Linked DNA regions of Homo sapiens: all the other regions are linked to region 1. Evidence: chromatin contacts called from ENCODE Hi-C or POLR2A ChIA-PET data. All regions are on one chromosome and are shown on one strand. Each heading gives the region's core, a stretch centred on a gene start or an enhancer-like site at or near the end of the contact. The rest is flanking DNA. Distances are from core to core; before and after follow the strand shown.

Region 1 (4,594 bases), core at 904-3,403:
GCACAATATATTTCATATAAAAATGTGTATTTCCAGCTTCTCTTGAAAAATCTGAAACTCTGGCAATATTTGGACCTGCACTGCCAAGTGGTAAAAACTAGCCAGAGCTAAGTAACCCCAGCCCTATTTATATGGGACATTTGCTCTCTAATTCATCATAGAACAACTCACTCCTTTCTGTTTTCCTGATAGTGAGGCCAAAAATCAAGTGTCACTTCTCATTATGCTTGCACTGCTTTTCTTATAACCTTCAAAGATTAAAGAATGCCATACTGGTAGTTAAATGCAGAGTTTACCAGGTAAGTACAATTCCACTCTTCATATTAATGCAGTGAAACATAGGCGGAATCAAAGAAATCAATTTACCTTAATCTGAGTCTGTTCGATTGACTTTTCCCATATCTGCTGATCGTAGGCTCCAATCTGAAAGAGGGAGTAGTCTATTAGTTAAACGATGCAAAGGAAATCCTTACATTATTAAGTCAAGCCTCATAAAAGTCATGAGCCTATTAAGTATCAATATGCTATGTGGAAAATATGCTTCTCAAAAGTTAGAATAAATCAATACTTCGAAGGACTGTTTCCTTCAAAAATCTAAAATAGCTGGACCTAAAAGTAAGTTCAAAAGCAATGCCCAAAATATTTCAAATTAATATTACCTTAAAAGATATTTCCACTTCTTGGGCGGGCATGGTGGCTCACGCCTGTAGTTTGAGACCAGCCTGACCAACATGGTGAAACCCCGTCCCTACTAAAAATACAAAAAATTAGCCGGGCGTGGTGGTGGGCGCCTGTGATCCCAGCTACTCCAGAGGCTGAGCCCGGGAGGCGGAGCTTGCAGTGAGCCGAGGTCGCGCCATCGCCCTCCAGCCTGGGCAACAAGAGCGAAACTCCGTCTCAAAAAAAAAAAAAAAAAAAAAAAATCCACTTCTTAAGGAAAAGAGCACTAGAAAAACTAGAGAGGAATAAAAGATAAGGAACAGCTCAATAAGATTGTTGATAGTATCAATCTGAGCTGTGCACATACAGGTTTCATGTCTTTTTTGTTTTTAAGCAGTTTGATCAGAAGCAAACTTTCAAAGCATTGCGGTGGCATTGTGTATGCAGCCTGAAGGAGGTGGCTTGTAAACCTTATTCTGGGACCTGGAACCGGGTTTAAAAGACATAATGACCTTGTACATCTTTTTTTTTTTTTTTTCATTTATGTTGAAGTATACATGAACACCTGGCACTACTAAACTCGGGGGAAAGTAACATTATATTATTTGTGGGAGCTTTTTGCAGGAAGAATGCTTTACAAATAAAAAAAATATATATATGTATTACCTTCTTTTGGTACCACGATATAGCATCTCTCTCATTTGAGGCCATCTGTGTCTCCAGCCAGAGAATGGGATTTCACTGAAAATGAAGGAAAACCAATCGGTGAGTCCAGCTGCTGAAGGTTACTCTCCCAGTTTGGGTAGGACGCGAAAACCGCTTCTCTCAGCCTCTCCATGAGCTGCTCTTTCTCCAGCTGTTTGCCAGGGAAAACACAACAAACAAACAAAAAAAAACTGGCGCAGCGGCGACCGGAGAAGCCTCTGCAATATATCGGGCGAGCGTGTTCGTGGGTGCGGGGGAGGGGCAGGGGCCGCCGCTGGAGTCGCCCGGCACCCGCCTCCTTCGCTCGCCCGCGTCCGGCTCTCACCTAGTGCCCGTTGCCCCGCGGGCCGGCGCCCGGGACCTCCGTCCTCAGTGCCCGGGGTCCCACCGTGAGGCCGGGGGCGAGGCGGCGGGCCAGGCAGGCCGCATCTTCCCCTCCAGGCGGAGACGCCGGAGAGGCCGTTACCATGGAGACCGCGGAGGCCGCCCCAGCTTCGGAGGCAGCCGGCCGCCCAGCGCCCTGAGGGCGGCAAATCGATCGCCGGTCAGAGGCCGCCTACAGGGTCACGGACTGACCAGAAAATAAGCAGAGAATGAACTGGAAAATGAGGGGGATTAAAAGTGAAGGCCTCCAGTCGCCACGGCGACAGCAAAAGGCTTTGTGCCCAGCTGGAAAAGACAGGTGCAAAGGCCCCGGACCCCGAGAGCCCGGGAGCCCGGGAGGAGGAGGCGGCGGCAGCGGCGCTCGTCTTCTGCGGGCCGCGCCGGGATGCAGTGACTCAGCCGTCTGAGATCTGGGCTAGAGCCGCTCAGCCGACCACCGGGCAGCAGCCTTCGGCTTCCGCTTTCCGGCTTTCGCCGCCGAGGTGGCTCCGCCCCTGGCCCGGGGCCTTCCCGCCCAGCCTTGGTCCAGGCTCCGGGTCCGAGGGCCTGGGGAGTCGCGCGGCATATCGATGGCCAAGAGCAGCTCCCTCAGATCACCCTTCAGGCCTCAGCTTAAAAGTCACTTCCTCACAAACGACTCTCCCATCCAGCGGTCTAAAGGAGGTCGGTCCTGATACTCTAGTAGCTCACGTCTTTGTGGCACTCATTTTCGTGTTTCATGGCTTAATCTCTGTTCCCCAGTGGGCTGTGGGCTCCATGAGGTCAGAGACTGGGGCCTGGCACAAGCCTGGCACTTAGGTTCCCAATGTTTGTTGAGCGAACGAATCAATGTTTGCGTGAATTTACGCTGCCCTGGGAGGAAGGGCCAGGCTGCGGCTTAGTGACTCCCTTCCTCTCCCGCCCCTCAGCAGCTCTGGGTCTGGAGCTTTCTAGTGCTCAAAGGTGTAGGGGGAAAAGAGGAACAAGTATTGGGCAGTCACAGCTTTTTCCAAATTAGGGTAAAGTTAGGTGGCGGCAGGAACAGGTTAATTAGGGCCGATAGAGGTCAGGAGAAAGGAAAGAAAGGTTGAACCCTCAAGTGAATATTTAAGGATACGTTAAAAGGATTTTTAGGCTGCTTTTTTTTTTTTTTTTTTTTTGGCCATTAATGGAACACTGTCCCCTTACAGCCATTCTCCCCACCTTATTTGAAGCCGTGTTCTTGCTAGCCCACAGCGTGTAGCATCTGGGTCAGAGAAAGCTAATGACAGATGATAGCTTCACTTAAGAAAGCCTAAGAGGCGCTGTACTCAATGTTTTGCAGACATTATTTCTTCTTATCTATTGAGTGGGCACCAGGTGGAAGTTATCCCATTTCACGGATGAGGAAAATCGACTAAGCTAAAATAACTCCCACAGGACTAAGTTTTACAAATTACTTCACCCAGCCTGGGCGCAGTGGCTCACGCCTGCAATCTGGGCGCTTTGGGAGGCCTGAGGCGGAAATGTAGCTTGAGCACAGGAGTTTGAGACCAGCCTTAGCAACATGGCCAGACCCCGTCTCTTAAAAAAAAAAAATTAGCCGGGGGTGGTGGCGCGCACCTGTAGTCCCAGCTACTTCGAAGACTGAGGCAGGAGGATCGTCTGAGTCCACGAGTTCGAGGCTGTAGTGAGCTATGATTGCACCACTGCACTTCGGCCTAGGCAACAGAGACCTGTCTCAAATAAAGTAAAAATTATTTTACCCTTATTTTTATATTGCACACATTGGCAGTGGTTTCCTTCTGCTTTTGCTCCTTGACAGCTTTTCCTTTCCTTAGTGCTAAACATTACAATTCTGTTGAGCTTCAAGACAAATGGCCAACTTGAAAAAAGAGATAAATGACAAGTGAAAAACGTCGAATTTTGCACACGTAAATATTTAACCTCAATTACATTAATAGCAAAAGTACTTTACTTCACTGTTTGGCACACAGATTTTCAGGGAGTGTCTGGAGGAACTGAATCAGGTAAGAAGTATTAGAGAATAGTGGTAAGTAGTAAACCATTTTTCAGGTGCCCTGTTGGAAACTATTCAGTGCTTCCTGCGGCTACCAGCGAACAAGGTCTGAATCCTTGCTCCCAACCAATAATCTGTGATCTTAAGCAATTTATTCAACTAACAAGCCTGTTTTCTCACCTGTATTATGGAGATAGTCACCTTCTTAAGGATGTGAGGATTAAATGAGAAACCCTCATATAAACTGCCTGGCCCATGGCAGTTACTCAAAAAATGTGAAGTCCCTTTCTTTTCCTTTCCTAGACAGAACCAAAGGCTATCAGTGCTTAGGACAGGTACCTCAATTAAAGATAACTTCACACAAAAACTGATGAGGAAAGAAATCCATTTTGTTGTGTCACATTAATACATCAATGACATAAAAGTCTATACGCCATCTTCATTAATACTCAATGCACTTTCAAGAAAATCCACATCACCAGAATAAAAATTTAAGACTGTCCTCTTTTAAGTAGATACACACCAATTTAAGCAATTAAGAGGCATTAACTACAACAAATGTCAAGTGTATTTTTTCTTCTTCCCCCAAACTAATTGCATCTCAATATGGATGGAATTTTCCCCAGACATCTTTAGGAAAGAAGTCATAAGATTTTCTAAAAATTTTTTTTGAAGTAGTAGGGGATACAGTAGGTGAGGGATTCGTCCTCTAAAAACAGGTTCCAGGTATTTAGAACTCACATATGCTATGCATTTTGTGATGAAACACCAGTAAAGGACAAATCAGACTTTTTTTATTAAAAAAATACTTTACAGGAAAAAAAAAAACTATGCATTCCATTGTCCTATTTTACAAAGAAATAGCTT
Region 2 (4,855 bases), core at 2,153-4,652, 1.1 Mb before region 1:
CAGAATACACAGGTGACATAGATATGATATGACAACTGGTAATGGTGGATTCATTTACATTGTTTACACTTCTATGACCAGGCCTTAAGGGAAGGTCAGTTTTTTAAAAAACCAAGTAGTGTCTTCCTACCTATCTCCAGATACATGTCAAAAAAAGAAAGGTGTTTGTGCTTCCGTTTTGTTTCTGCTCAGTAATATAGTCAAGCAAGTTTGTTCCAGGTGACCCATTGAGCTGTGTATGCATTTTTGTTTATTTCAATAAAATATATTTGTATTATTTGTCCTTCATACTATCCATCCATACCACACTATCTTCTGTATCAGGTAGTCTAATAGAAATATACCTGTTTTGTTCTAAAATTGTCTGAGTCTCTCCTTTTTGATTCATCGCTTCAGCCTTGGTTCTCAAGGTAAGATATTCAGCTGTATTTGATCTTATGTTGAGAATGTTTAGGGTTTCTAAAATTGGTTTCTACCTTCAACTATTTATAGACTCTGAATATCCACAGATTTGCAAAGAACAGCTTTTTAAAGCGTGAGCAATGTCTATGGATCATACTGCTCTTCACTCAAAGACTACCCATGTTTCAAAGGGAAAAATGTAGTTGTCTTCTGTACCTGTCACTCAGAAAGCAAGGCCCAAGTACAGTTGTAGTCACTAGGCAGAAGTAGAAATGAAAGAATCCCTGCCTTAAACTTGGTAATATTTCACATTGCGTTATCTTGAAATGCTGCTTTCCTCTCCTTAGCTGGCCTAGCTACAAACTTGTGGGAGAGGCTTTTATCCTGGTTCCCAAAAGAAAACCAGAGGGAGTTTTTATGCTTCAAGTACTCCATCCAAGGCCAGTTCAAATTCCCACCTTTTTGAGGAATATTTAGCTGCATTCCATTCTATTTGTAATGCAAATAGATTGAAACATTCTTGCTTTTAATTTATTAACTCTCTCATCCTGCCCCTGCTATCCCATTGATTCCTTAGCTTAGACTTTTTTAAAAAATTCTTAACCCCTTAACTATCTAAAGGCCTTGGTTACTTGTATAGTCGGGAGGAAGTCAACCCTCCTTAACCAAGTCTGCCAGAGACACTCCCTCTCCCCCTTCCGCCCCCTTCTTAACCTCCCTTAGCAGAATATTTGCTTGAATTGTATCTATTTTATCACCACAAGCTGCTGAAATCAGCCTGTTGTACGCTATGGCAAAGATTTCCCAGCCATCTGGAAAAGGGTTTTTTGTGAGGCTTCCCTCCTATATTTTGGTTTGAAATGACACTGCTGAAGACTTTTTTCATCTGAGCCTCAGTGGTTATCCCTCTATTGCTTGCCTAGTTCCAGTGCCTGTTCTCTTTTATAGTCTAAGACTTCGGTGCTGGACTCATCTAGGTTCATGGGATGCTTGGCAAACTTGGCATATTCTCTTCAAACTCAAAGAATGATAAATATTTGAATGCCAACTTGTGAATTTACAATTTTCTATAAAACTACCAAGTAAACCAAATGCTGGTGACCATTGTCTCGTTTTTCAGCTACCTACTATGTGAAAAATCAAAGGAAGATTGGTAAATATGAACAAAGCTGGATTGTCCTGTAGTTTAAGTTGAGCTAACTTAAATTTCTTCTTTGAACAGATAGGGTATATATAAATGCACAGAGTATATATAAGCTCTCTGAGCACAGAAACAAATCTCACATCTGACGGCCAGAGGTCACTCTCCTCACCATCTTGGTTTTGGTGGGGTTTAGCCAGCTTCTTTACTGCAGCCTGTTTTATCAGCAAGGTCTTTATGACATGTATCTTGTGCTGACCTCCTGTCTTATCCTGTGACTTAGAATGCCTAACCTCCTGGGAATGCAGTCCAATAGGTCTCAGTCTCATTTTACCCAGTCCCTGTTGAAGATGGAGTTGCTCTGATTCAAAGAGCTCTGACAATAACAATTAGAACCCCATGTGAAGTAGATTTTTCTGGATGAAATTGTTTAGAGAAGTTCCATTGTAAACAAAGCCACATAGCATCACACTTTTTACCCAAGGTTTTACTATACTGCAGACTTTTGTGTACGTTTTGAGAACATCCAAGACATAAACCTGACCAGAGAAGAAGGGAGATTGTATCCAAGAATAATAGGGATTTAGATTTGCTGGTCAGAATGGAGCCAGACATTCAGTTTGAGTACGGTTGATGGTACGTTTTTGAGATGGTAAGTAACAAGGCAATTTTTAAGAGTTCACCCTCTCTATTCTTCTGGAACCTCATCAGGACATTGAGGGAGAAAAAAGGTAAAATCTTTGGCTGCTTTTCTAGTTTTTTCTTCTACTTTGCATAATAAGTTTGTAAGATGTTTTCCTCTGCCCTATTTTACCCATCCCCGTAGCTTTGGTTCCCACTGACATTGCATTTCCTGTTGCTAAAGCCTGTTATTCCTGGCTTCATTTGGTTGTTGGCCTGAGAGAAGGTACCGGGTAGCCCAGCTGGAGTATGACCTGGGTTCTGGACTTTCTTCAATTCCGTAGATTGAGTGTGTGGCCTCCTGCTGGTAGCTACTATGGAGAACAACACTAGCTTTGATTTATTTGAAAGTGATGTATTTGATTTAAAACTTTGTAGTGTAACTTAGCTTGTCCCATTCTAGTGTGTGTGTCATTTCATTCTGCGGGAAAAAAATAGATACAAAGGTTTGTTATTGTAGCCCCACCCCCTTAAATTTGTCTATACAGTCTTCTGAAGCACACTGCCCTTTTAGTTCTCTTCTTGGTACTGATGCTGTCACTATTAACCACTTATTATTGCCTAACACAACAGTCCCTTACGCTCAAGATGCTAGTATTTTGATGAATATAAGGGTCCACCTTATATACCAGTAAAAATTAAAGAGCAATACAGACTGGAATGCAACGAAGCGCCCAAATATGTGGCTCAGGGGTAAGGGTCGGTCACCAGCCTTTCCACATAAGCCGATGTGGCAGAGAAAAGCAATTACTGTGTATCCTGGCAGAGCCCCTTGTCCCTCCCTCCCACACGTACACACCTTTATCTCAGAGACACTGGGTTCTTTTCCCCAAACTTCTTTGACCCTTATGCCAACTACGTGCGTCTGAAAGCCCGAGAAGGGAAAATGGGGGAGGGGGCGTGTCGCCCCGAGTTTACGTCCCTGGAAGGCTGGGGGAGGCGCTGGATGAGCTTCCCCATTCCGGCCGCAGCCGACCTAGATCCCAGCCCTGCCCTTTGCTCTCCTGCTTTTCACTGAGTCCCGAGGCTCTGGAGGGTGGGCGTGAGGGTAGCCCTGGCTGAGGCTCGGAGGTCCTCCCGGGCTGTTCAGAGGGCCCCAAGCGGTAGCCACGTTCTGATACTGGCTAGAAGCCAGGGGAGGGAGCTTGGGGTAAGGGGAGGGCCCTGAGGGAGGGGTCAGACGCTTTAGGAAAGAGTTAATGCGAAGAGGGGGAGGGGATAGGACGAAGAAACCGAAGGGAAAGCTCAGGTAAGAAAAGAACGGAGGAGGGAAGCCTGGTGGGGAGAAGGGAGCCCGCAGGATCAGGGGTCAGAGTTAGGGGGCTTCCCTCCTGCTGCACCCTCATCTCAGGGCCGCCAACTTCCAGCTGCAGCGGCGACTTTCAGTTTCATTTCCACGGACCCTCCTGCCTGGGCCGCAGCCGCCGCCGCGATGCCCAGTAAGTTCAGCTGCCGGCAGCTCCGGGAGGCGGGCCAGTGTTTCGAGAGTTTCCTGGTCGTTCGGGGACTGGACATGGAGACAGATCGCGAGCGGCTGCGGACCATTTATAACCGCGACTTCAAGATCAGGTACGGGCCGGCCCACTCCCGGCCCCGAATCGCGGGCCCAGCTTGCTGCCACGACCCCCGCGCGAGGGCCACCTTTCCCGCCCCGGGGCGCAGAGGGACGCAGCTCCCCCAGCGGCTCAGGCCAGTCCCGGGGCGGCGCAGACCTCCCCTCCCGCGCCTCGCCCACGCCCCACCAGCGCCGCCCGGAGCCCGCCAGTTCTGCCCGAGCTGGGCCCCTGCGCCAAGTCGCCGCGGAGAGCCTCCCGCGCTGCCCGCGCCCCCGGAGGCCGGAACCCGGGGCCGGGAGCTGCGTCCCGCGTCCATGCGCCGCTCGCGGGGGCTGAGGGACAGCGCTCGCGGTGGGGGAGGGGAGCCTCCAGAGGGGGCCCAGGCATCGCGGGAGCGCGGGTTAGAGGCTGCCTGTTGGGGGCTGCGAGCCCGAGCGCGGGCTTTACAGGGACCTCTGCCACCTTGTTGAGGCGCTGCTGCCTCGGGGGTCCGCTATCTGGGAGAACTGAAGAGGCCCAGGGTAGAAGGGAGAAGCTCAGGAAGCTCTGGAAAGAAGAAAAGGGCACAAACTACGTGCGTACCAAACCTCCATTAGCACCTGTGGCTTCTCCATGGAGACCCAGGGGCAGAGCCAGCCTTCTGGAGGCTCCCTTTCACCCTGTGGCTGAAGGCTCTTTGGTCTCCTTTTCCTGCTACCACCCAAGTGAAAATCAAAGAGTCTTCTGTCACACCACAGAATTGTGCTTCAAAAACACGTTTATCAACAGGCTGCTGCCTTGCGTGGAAAACCAAGAAGCAGTTTAACAAGGGTAAACGTAAAGACTTGTACAAATAAACATAAGGTAGTGGGAATCTGGGCTTAATAACAGACCTCCCGAAAAAGACCTTGGGTTTTAGCAGACCAGAGGGCCAGTATGGGTGAGATATGGCTGCTAAAACAGCTGAAGTCTAAGATTGAGCTAACAGAAGTGTGATTTGGGGTGGGGGAAAAGGGTAGAGACTCTCCATATTGGTGAAATCGTGTCTGGAATATCGTTTTCACTAATGGTTATCACATTTGGAGAGGGATATTAA
Region 3 (4,248 bases), core at 56-2,555, 1.4 Mb before region 1:
ACTGTAGGATAGATTTCTCATACAGCACTGAAAATGACATCAAATACCATTAAATGAAAGTACATGGCACAGTGATAACATGATAAATACTTGTTTACTTCTTTCAGACTATAATCGCACAAACTGATCACATCCCTCAGTCAGACTGTAAACTGCATGAGGCAGGCTGCATCTGCCTTGGGGACTGTCTGCCTAGGCAAGCACTAGGTCCCTAATGCTGTCTTGCGAATTATAATTGCTAAGTTTAGGGATAATGTATTAAGTGTACTACATTATTTATGCATTATGAATATTCGTCTCAAATATTTATTATATTGTATTTTAAATAATGTGGTTATTGTAAATGTAACCAGCTGCATCAATCTGTGAGCTGACAGCCATTCTGTGGAAAAGGAATTCAGAAACTTTGACCTTAGGTAGGGATACAACTAGTTATACATCCACTCCCCTCTCTGAGTTATTTGGTCCTGCCTAAGACTTGCTGCCACCAAGATCTGCATTCCTGTGTTCACAAGGCAGACATTCCTTGCATCCTCTGTACTCTCCATTGTTTCAACTTCACTGCAAACACCATTCCCCACAATATAATGAGGCCAAGGAAAGAAAAAAGTCGCCTCAGCTGGCAAGCATAGGGTGGAAAAACCTGCCACACAAATTTGCAATTATTTGACTTCCGCCTGGAAGGCAGGTCGGCTGGGTTTATGTCCCCCAAAGTTAGTATCCTCTTCTGTACAAAATGTGGTTGAGAGAAGGGTGATCTCCAGGTGTTTCATCTTTGCACCCTTGCTTCCAGCACCACGCCCACAGGCGCTTCCAGAAAAAAGAAAAAAAAAAAGGGAGCAAGGAAGCCAGGTTTTTCAACAACGAATTCATTCTAATGCAGACACCAAAGCCCACTTCATTTATTAACATTCTGGATAAAATCCCAATCGATTAGGCCACCAGAGCCCTCCATTCCTAAACTCCGCGTACAGTCAGGTAAAAGCACGAAGCACTAGTCACGGTCCTGCCCAGACTTTTCACGCAGAGGTGGAAAGTTGCAGACCCCGAGCCGGGAGGGGCGCGAGCCCACCCTGAAGCCCAGGACCCAGGAGGGCGCTTCCTCCCGGAAGTGACGCGAGCTCAATCCCGGCCTTGCTCTTCCCAAACAAAAGGGATCTTGGGGCCCCGGGAGGAGCCTGAATGACTTTGGAGAAGCCCCGCCTCCAGCCGGCGCGGATTGGGGCCGAGGCTGGAGAAGCAAGGAGGCGATTGGCGCTGGTGAATGCCAATGCCCCCGCCGGGCGGCTGAGGGGGCGGAGCCTCAGCCGCTGTGGATGGGGAGTGGAGGCGGAGGGGAGCGGAGCCCGGAGCGTCGTGGAAAGGTAGGAGCAACTATCCCTGGGGCTTGGTGATGGCTGGGAGGCCGGGTTCTCAAGAGCAAAGCAAGGATAGGGGCACCGGTAGCCTCCCGCCGCCGTCTCAACGGCCTCTGGGCCCATCCCCTGAGGGGGCGGGGCCGTCTCCTCCACCTCCCGGTATTCCCCGAGGAGGCGGCTCCTCATCCTCCGAGGGTCCTCACAGCTACTTTTTGTCCCTCGTCGATTCCCAGCTCCTCAGAAGGGGCTTCCCTCTGACACCCCTCATTCAAAGGCACCTCCCACCCCGCACCTCAGCCTTGGCGGAGAGGACTCACAGGTACCGATTCTCTAGGCTGCCGCCCCCAACCCCATTTCGTACCCCCGGAAGGCCAAACATCCCTCCCTACACCTGTCCCTGCTCGCCAGGGTGGGACTGGAGCTGCTTTCCTCCGTAAGATAAAATTGGTGTTTCCCAAAAAGGAGGGATGGGGCGAAGCAAAAATCAAAGACCGACCTAGACAGCCAGCTTTACGGAGGAAGCGGCTTCTCCCACTTAAGTTCTTCCCATCCCCCATTCTCTGATGCTCAGTCTTCCTCCCGCAGCCCCTCGCATCCTCTGGCCTCTTGTGAGGAGTCGAGAGCTCTCCTGTTTTGGGACTGTTTTGGACTGTGAAAGAGGGAGAACTAGGACCTCCTCTCCTTCACCCTTTGTACCTTCCTTCTACTTTCTGTTCCTTCTGGGAGCACCCAGCCTCTAAGGGTTTCTTAGGTTTGAATTGCGTTTCATTTTTCCTTTTCCACCCTATTTCCTCCCTGAGAACTTGATGAAAAGCCATCTTATATTTCACAGTGAGGTGGGTGTGTTGGATATCTGCAGAGCTGGCTTTGTGTGGGCAGGAATGCAGTATATGTTGCTTGACAGTCAATGAATAACACCATGTTTTCAAATGAAACAGTATACATAAGTAAATAAGTAGCAGTGGATTAGGAATGAGTATATCCCAGTCTAGGGTGGGCTGGTCCATTGCTCAGGGAGACTGCAGTTAACCTTGAAGGTATACTGCAGGTTGAAACAAAAGACAGGAAGTGTTTGAAGAAAATTCAGGGTCAGTCATCTAGGTTTATGATTAATCTAGTCCTATGTCCTTTGGTAACTCTCTAACCCCTTTTTTATAGTGTCCTCCCCGCCCCCAGGAAACATTCATGTATATTTTGATTGGTTTTACGATCATCTATCAAAATTTAGAGGATGAAAAGTAAGAACAATTTTTAAATCTCAGAGATAAGAGTAAATAAAGGCAAGGTATTCTAGCTATTCATGTTTACCAAAAAGTGCCTCTTCTAGTGTGCTCCTAAAGGTTTTGTCAAGTGGTCTTCATTTCAGCAGGTGCAAAGTGTTGATTTTGACCTCATGTTAATGTCGTTGAATCCCCAGTAATCATCTATTGCTAGCGCTTTTATATATTAAAATTTACCATGTTTTTAGCATAGTTTCTTTTGCTTCCAATCTCAAGTCTACCTCCCCTCTGTCAGCTATAGCCAAAGCTGATGGCAATAAAATGCAAGGAGTTGGAATCACGGAGGGTGATTGTAATGACTGTTGTCTTTTACCTTCTTGATTAGACTTTCTGAAGGTAGACTTCCTAAAGATAATTACTTTTGAATAGTTAGGTTTGAAGTTTTCAGAGCCACTCGGTGCTCACAGGTCTTCTCAGTGATTGTTTCCAAATCTCCAGTAAGAAAGTACAAAGAAGAAACTGGAGGGTGTCTCTAGCAAACGCAATGTGTGCTGCAATAGAAGGGTAAGACGTGAGCTCCCAGCAATAACAGCAGAAAAAACTAAAAGCAGAACAGAAAATCCCAAAAAGATAAGTTGTATTATATCAACAGAGAACAGAAAATAAACTAAGGTAAGAGACTAAGCAAACCAAAGTTGTGATTGCCGAGGTTTAATAGGAAAAAGCAAATAATATTCTTTTATTATTTAGCACAGTAAGCAAGATCTGTTTGTTACACTTTTGGGTCTTGAAAATCTTTCCTTTAACCTTTTCAACACCTGTTTGGTCATGCTAGGTGAAGAAAAGCATAGTATGCAGAGGATAGATGTCTGATCTCTCTCCTTGAATTATAAATTCTTTGAGGGCAGATAGTAGTATTTTTTGTTTTTCATCTTTATATCTTTCACAGTTCCTAGTATATAGTATGACTTCATGAGTGTTTGTTTAACTTAGTTTGAGGCTGTCACCTTAGGGTAGACTGAAAGGCAATGTACTGATTAGATTTGGCACAATTTGTTAGTATAAACGGCCTACTTGTTGTCTTCATTTAACTTGATTTTCCCCATCTTCTGTCTTATGAAATTCCAGTGTCTTAAGTGACTAAAATTTTGAATTTCTTATAAAGAAATATCTGTGAGGCAGGGTGTGGTGGCTCATCCCTGTAATCCTTGCTACTTGGGAGGCTGAGGCAGGAGGCTTGCTTGAGCCCAGGTGTTTGAGGTTACAGTGAGCTATGATCATGCCACTGCACTCTCCAGCCTGGGCAGCAGAAAGAGACCCTGTCTCTTAACAAAAAAAAAAAAAAAAAAAGTTAAAAAAATATATATGTAATCTGCTAGTTAGAAAATACTATTTTACTGTCATGAAATTTGAACCAGACTTAAGAACGTAATGAGTGCTAATCATTTTAGGATTTTATTGTTCTAAATATCTGACCTGATAGGAATGAAGTGAATTTAGGAGAGATCACTAGGGACTGATTGCTGATTTTTGTTCAAGAATAGTTTCTGAGGCCAGGCTTGGTGGCTCACATCTGTAAACCCAGCACTTTGGGAAGCTGAGGCGGGTGGATCACGAGGTCAGGAGTTCGAGACCAGCCTGGCCAACATGATAAAACCCCGTCTTTATCA
Region 4 (4,357 bases), core at 550-3,049, 1.1 Mb before region 1:
GTGATATCTCATTGTGGTTTTAATTTGCATTTCCCTGATTAGAGATGTTGAGCATTTTTTCATATATCTCTTGCCCATTTGTATATCTTTGAGAAATGTCTGTTCAGACCGTTTGCCCATTTTAAAATTGGGTTATTTGTTTTCTTGCTATTGAGTTGTTTTGAGTTCCTTATATATTTTTGGTATTAGCCCTTTATCAGATGTATAGTTTGCAAATATTTCCTCCCAGTCACTTAGTTGTCTCCTCTTACTGTTAATTTTCTCCTTTGCCATACAGAAGCTTTTTAGTTTGATGCAACATCCGAAATATCTTCAAATGGGAAAAACTCCCTTAGGAAATAGCATTGAATTCTGTGCAAGCAGAACTTACCAGGATAAGAATAACATCCTGTACATATCTCTTTCAGGAAAAATAAATGCAACTATTTATTCTTGAATACTTTTGGAATGGGTTAGAGTGAAAATAAGTAAAATAAATATTTACGGAGGCATAGTTTACTACTATTATACTTTCTTTAAGTATACCCTATTTGGAAAACTTTAAAAACTTTGAAATATGTGTTATTACTTCAAAGGGAAATTGGAACAGACATTTTCATAAAGCTTTTTTGGTCAGTAAAAAGTTGTGTAGTTATTGGTGGGGATTATTATGATGGCAATGATAGAGAATATAAAGTGGCTAGGACCCAAAGGATTTCTAGAACAAGAGGATTATTTTCTTTGAAGTAGTAATTTGATAGTAATTTGAAGGGTTTGCTCAGTTTATAATTTAAAGTAAGAGTTATCCTGCTGTGACCAGTTAAGATAACAGTAGCTGACATTTATTGAGCCTCTCCTGTTATATTTTAAGTATTCTGCTAAAGATTTGACCATATATTGTCTCATTTAATCTTTACAACAATTTTTTTAAATTTAATATTGGGTAGGTTGGTTTCTGGTGAAAACCAGAAAACCTGCTACACAAATTCTAAAAGAGCTGTAACAACTCCCAACAATTTTTAAGGAGTACATACTATCCCACTTTAGGGAGAGGATGTGGTTCAAAGAGATTTTTAAGTGACTGAAATTCAAAACTGGGTCTGTCCAATCCAGAGCCTATATTTTTCCATTTTGCCATAGTACCTCATAATAATCTTTAAAACTGAGAACATTTCCTTTACATCTTCTTATTCAAAAAGGATTTTGTAAATATTTACTCATTGCCTGCCATGTGTAATTTAATTTGCTAGACCCTGTAATATATAGAAGAGGAAAGCAAGGCAGTTTCCCTCCCAAAAAAACTTGAGTCTTTGGAGGCAGACTAGTATCTATAGAACTAATTATCAGTAGCAGTTATATTTTAGGTGCTATGATAAGCATTCAAATACACTTTGAACACTTTTTACGGTTGGGTTGGAAGAACCCAACCTTAAAAAATGGGAAGGATTTAGACAGACCAAGATAGGGAGAAAGGCACAACTTTCAAGGAGAGTATGAGTCAAGGCCAAGAGGTGAAATCTTTAATACATTCAGTAGACTAATGAAGGAGGTAAAGATTTTTATTGACCAGGGAGACATGCTGGCAGAGATTTGGCTCCTAAAGTATACAAAACTGGGGTGGTATAAACTGACCAGGCCTTTGCTGATAAGTGGAATGTGGATATTATCTAGCGAAAGAATTCTCCCTTTTCTGTCTAGAATTATCCACCAGTGCCCACAAAGAGTTGCAGTTGTTAAATATTTAACTTAAAGTTCGTTTGTATGTGTTTGTCAAGGACTTTTTTTTTTTTTTTTGAGACGAGTAGCTGGGATTACAACACCCAGCTAATTTTTGCATTTTTAGCAGAGACAGGGTTTCCCCCTGTTAGCCAGCTGGTCTTGAACTCCTGACCTGCCTCGGCATCTGAAAGTGCTGGGATTATAGGTGTGAGCCACCGTGCCCGGCCCAAGGAAATAATTTTAAAAGCTAGTGATGGCTGGGCTTAGTGGCTCACGCCTGTAATCCCAGCACTTTAGGAGGCTGAGGCAGGCAGATCATGAGGTCAGGAGTTCGAGACCAGCCTGGTCACACGGTGAAACCCCACCTCTACTAAAAATGCAAAAATTAGCCAGGCGTGGTGGCAGGCGCCTGTAGTCCCAGCTACTCAGGAGGCTGGGGCAGGAGAATTGCTTGAACCCGGGAGGCGGAGGTTGCAGTGAGCTGAGATCGCGCCACTGCACTCCAGCCTCGGTGACAGAGCGAGACTCTTTCTAGAAAAAAATAAAAAATAAAAGCTAGTTATGAATAGGTGCAATGTTGATGAAATGTGTGGGGTCTGTTATTAAAAGATTATCTAATAAGCTACAGTTTTATAAATTCCTTAGGACATTTTCTTAAGATTCTTGCTAAAATATGGTATATGAAAATCTAAGAAAATTAAGCCACTTCTAGGGAAAATGAAACTTAGGACTTTTCAGTGCGACTGATTTTTAAACTTTCAGTACAGATACTAGTAATGTGAAAATGAAATTTTGAATCTTGCAAGGATTGGTTTATTATTATTTCCCCCTTTTAGAGGTAAGAGAATAAGACGAATGGGAAGAAATTGAAATTTAGGAAATCTTATCTTTTGTTGGTTATATATTTTAAATCCCCCCTTTTTAGGTTAGGAACAAAATATAATTAATTTTATGCTAGTAATTTTATTGTAATATTTAAATATATGAAAGAGGAAATTATGTAAAAGCCTCGGATAGTCTCCCTTTAAAATATTCAAGGAGTTACACCGTTTAGTGTAGATACTATCTGATGAATACAGTGTGTAGTGAAACTGTTACTTTATGAAATAGGGACAGTTTTTTAAAGGCTTTTTTTTTTAAGCAGCAGTTCAGTTTTTGTTCAACTAAAACCTTCATATTAGTGATTCTCAAGTTAGAGGAGCTGACATACCTCCCCTTTATGGGAGATAACTGCCTTCTTTCTTTCACTCTCCCACCCTTGAGAATGATTGACTAAATCACTGTTAATGAAAATGTCATCCCTCATCTGTATTGTAGCAAAGATATTTTTTCAGTCACTAACTGCTTAGTCATTTCCCTCTCCCCTTTTGCTCTATTAATTTCATCTTAGCTTTGACCCAGTTTTGAAGTTGGATAAAATGTTAACTTTTAAACTTATTTATCATTTTATCTATTCTTCTCAACTTTGTAACAACTGCATCTTTCACAAGCATAGCTTTGACTCAATTCTTGGTTAAAACAGTCTAAAAGGACAGTCAAATTCATGTGACACACTAAAGGTAATCCTCCAGACTTATACTTCCTTTTAATACTGCATGATATAGTTGAATGTCTAAGTTACAATTCCAGCTCCACCCATTTATTATAAGCATGCAATCTTAGACAAGGCACTTACACTCCCTGAACCTATTTCTTGATTTATAAATGGGGATAATAGTCTCTCCCCTGCCTTCTTTAACAAGCTGTTTTAAAGATCAATAAAAGAAACAGCTTACATAAGAGTTTTATAAACAATAAAATAGTATTCATTCATTCACATTCCTAGCATGTTCTAGGTCTCAGTCCTGGGTATACTGCAGTGAACAAACATAACAAGTTCTTTTGTTCTGTGTCAGGGGTTGACAAACTATGGCCAGTGGGCCAAATCCAGTCCACCATCTGTTTTTGTTTTGTTTTGTTTTGTTGTTTGTTGAGACAGGCTCTTGCTCTATTGCACAGGCTGGAGTGCAGTGGCACAATCATAGCTCACTGCAGCCTTGACCCCCCAGGCTCAAGTGATCCTCCTGCCTCAACCTCCTGAGTAGCTTGGACTACAGGCATGTGCCACCATGCCCGGCTAAATTTTCTTGTTATTTGTAATAGAGATAAGATCTTACTGTGTTGCCTAGGCTGGGTCTCGAATTCCTGAGCTCAAGCGTTTCTCCAGCTTTGGCCTCCTAAAGTGTTGGGATTACAGGTGTGAGCTGCTGTGCTGGGCCCACTGCCTGTTTTTATAGGATCTATAAACTAATGCTTTTGGAATGGTTGAAAACAAAAAAAGAATAATCATATTTCATGATGTGAAAATTACATGAAATACAAATTTCAGAGTACAAAATAAAGTTTTATTGGAACACAACCATGCTTAACAGTTGGGACAGAAACGCTGTGACTCCCAAAGCCCATCTGCCCTTTACATTAGCAGTTTATTGACTCTTGCTCTATGATCTTGGACTTTGGGGGATGTTGGACAGTAAACATGTAAGTATATGTTAAGTGGTGGCAAATTCCTTGAAGAAAAATAAAGCAGTAAAAGGGCTAGAATTGTGAAGGTTGGAAGGGTACAACAGCTAATTTATATATGGGAGTTAGGGAAGGGTAGTTTATTTGGCAGGTAACA

Evidence for each region. A loop is a pair of places that touch in the nucleus more often than their neighbours do. ChIA-PET counts read pairs that join two places held with the same protein, here RNA polymerase II (POLR2A). Pooled maps may share reads with other maps.
Region 2: a pooled map shows a loop between it and region 1 (3-fold over the local background). The contact joins the promoter of MOV10 here to the promoter of PHTF1 in region 1. A Hi-C loop is called at or near these places in 4 of 50 pooled maps. POLR2A ChIA-PET finds 5 or more read pairs at or near these places in 4 of 52 experiments (H1, PC-3, WTC11 and 1 more).
Region 3: a loop to region 1 is called in a map of ascending aorta, with 7 times the contacts of the local background. The contact joins the promoter of CTTNBP2NL here to the promoter of PHTF1 in region 1. A Hi-C loop is called at or near these places in 1 of 168 maps with a recorded cell type or tissue (ascending aorta), 2 of 37 single-sample maps with no recorded cell type and 12 of 50 pooled maps.
Region 4: a pooled map shows a loop between it and region 1 (2.9-fold over the local background). The contact joins the enhancer-like site here to the promoter of PHTF1 in region 1. A Hi-C loop is called at or near these places in 3 of 50 pooled maps. POLR2A ChIA-PET finds 5 or more read pairs at or near these places in 2 of 52 experiments (OCI-LY7 and activated T-cell).

The regions. Positions count from the first base shown.
Region 1 is chr1:113,757,333-113,761,926 of GRCh38, forward strand. PHTF1 (putative homeodomain transcription factor 1) reads right to left here and starts at 2,154. Exons shown (of 19, transcript NM_001323043.2): 1 at 1,691-2,154; 2 at 1,327-1,401; 3 at 367-423. The coding sequence starts at 1,371. RSBN1 (round spermatid basic protein 1) reads right to left here. Exons shown (of 7, transcript NM_018364.5): 7 at 4,500-4,594. RefSeq lists silencers at 794-923, 1,557-1,876 and an enhancer at 2,027-2,606.
Region 2 is chr1:112,671,257-112,676,111 of GRCh38, forward strand. MOV10 (Mov10 RNA helicase) reads left to right here and starts at 3,403. Exons shown (of 21, transcript NM_001321324.2): 1 at 3,403-3,473; 2 at 3,592-3,793. The coding sequence starts at 3,657. It overlaps CAPZA1 (capping actin protein of muscle Z-line subunit alpha 1), which reads left to right. Exons shown (of 10, transcript NM_006135.3): 10 at 1-360. RefSeq lists a silencer at 3,804-4,203.
Region 3 is chr1:112,394,909-112,399,156 of GRCh38, forward strand. It overlaps CTTNBP2NL (CTTNBP2 N-terminal like), which reads left to right and starts at 1,306. Exons shown (of 6, transcript NM_018704.3): 1 at 1,306-1,364. RefSeq lists a silencer at 1,504-1,553.
Region 4 is chr1:112,633,797-112,638,153 of GRCh38, forward strand. All of the region lies in intron 1 of CAPZA1 (capping actin protein of muscle Z-line subunit alpha 1), which reads left to right. It also overlaps the pseudogene RNU7-70P. Among named protein-coding and RNA genes, the nearest start is that of CAPZA1, 16 kb to the left of the region's middle. RefSeq lists a silencer at 2,008-2,107 and an enhancer at 4,194-4,357. Within about 2 kb of position 1,800, at least 4 of the 41 ENCODE cell types and tissues checked have a DNase peak (open chromatin) inside an H3K27ac peak, as active enhancers do.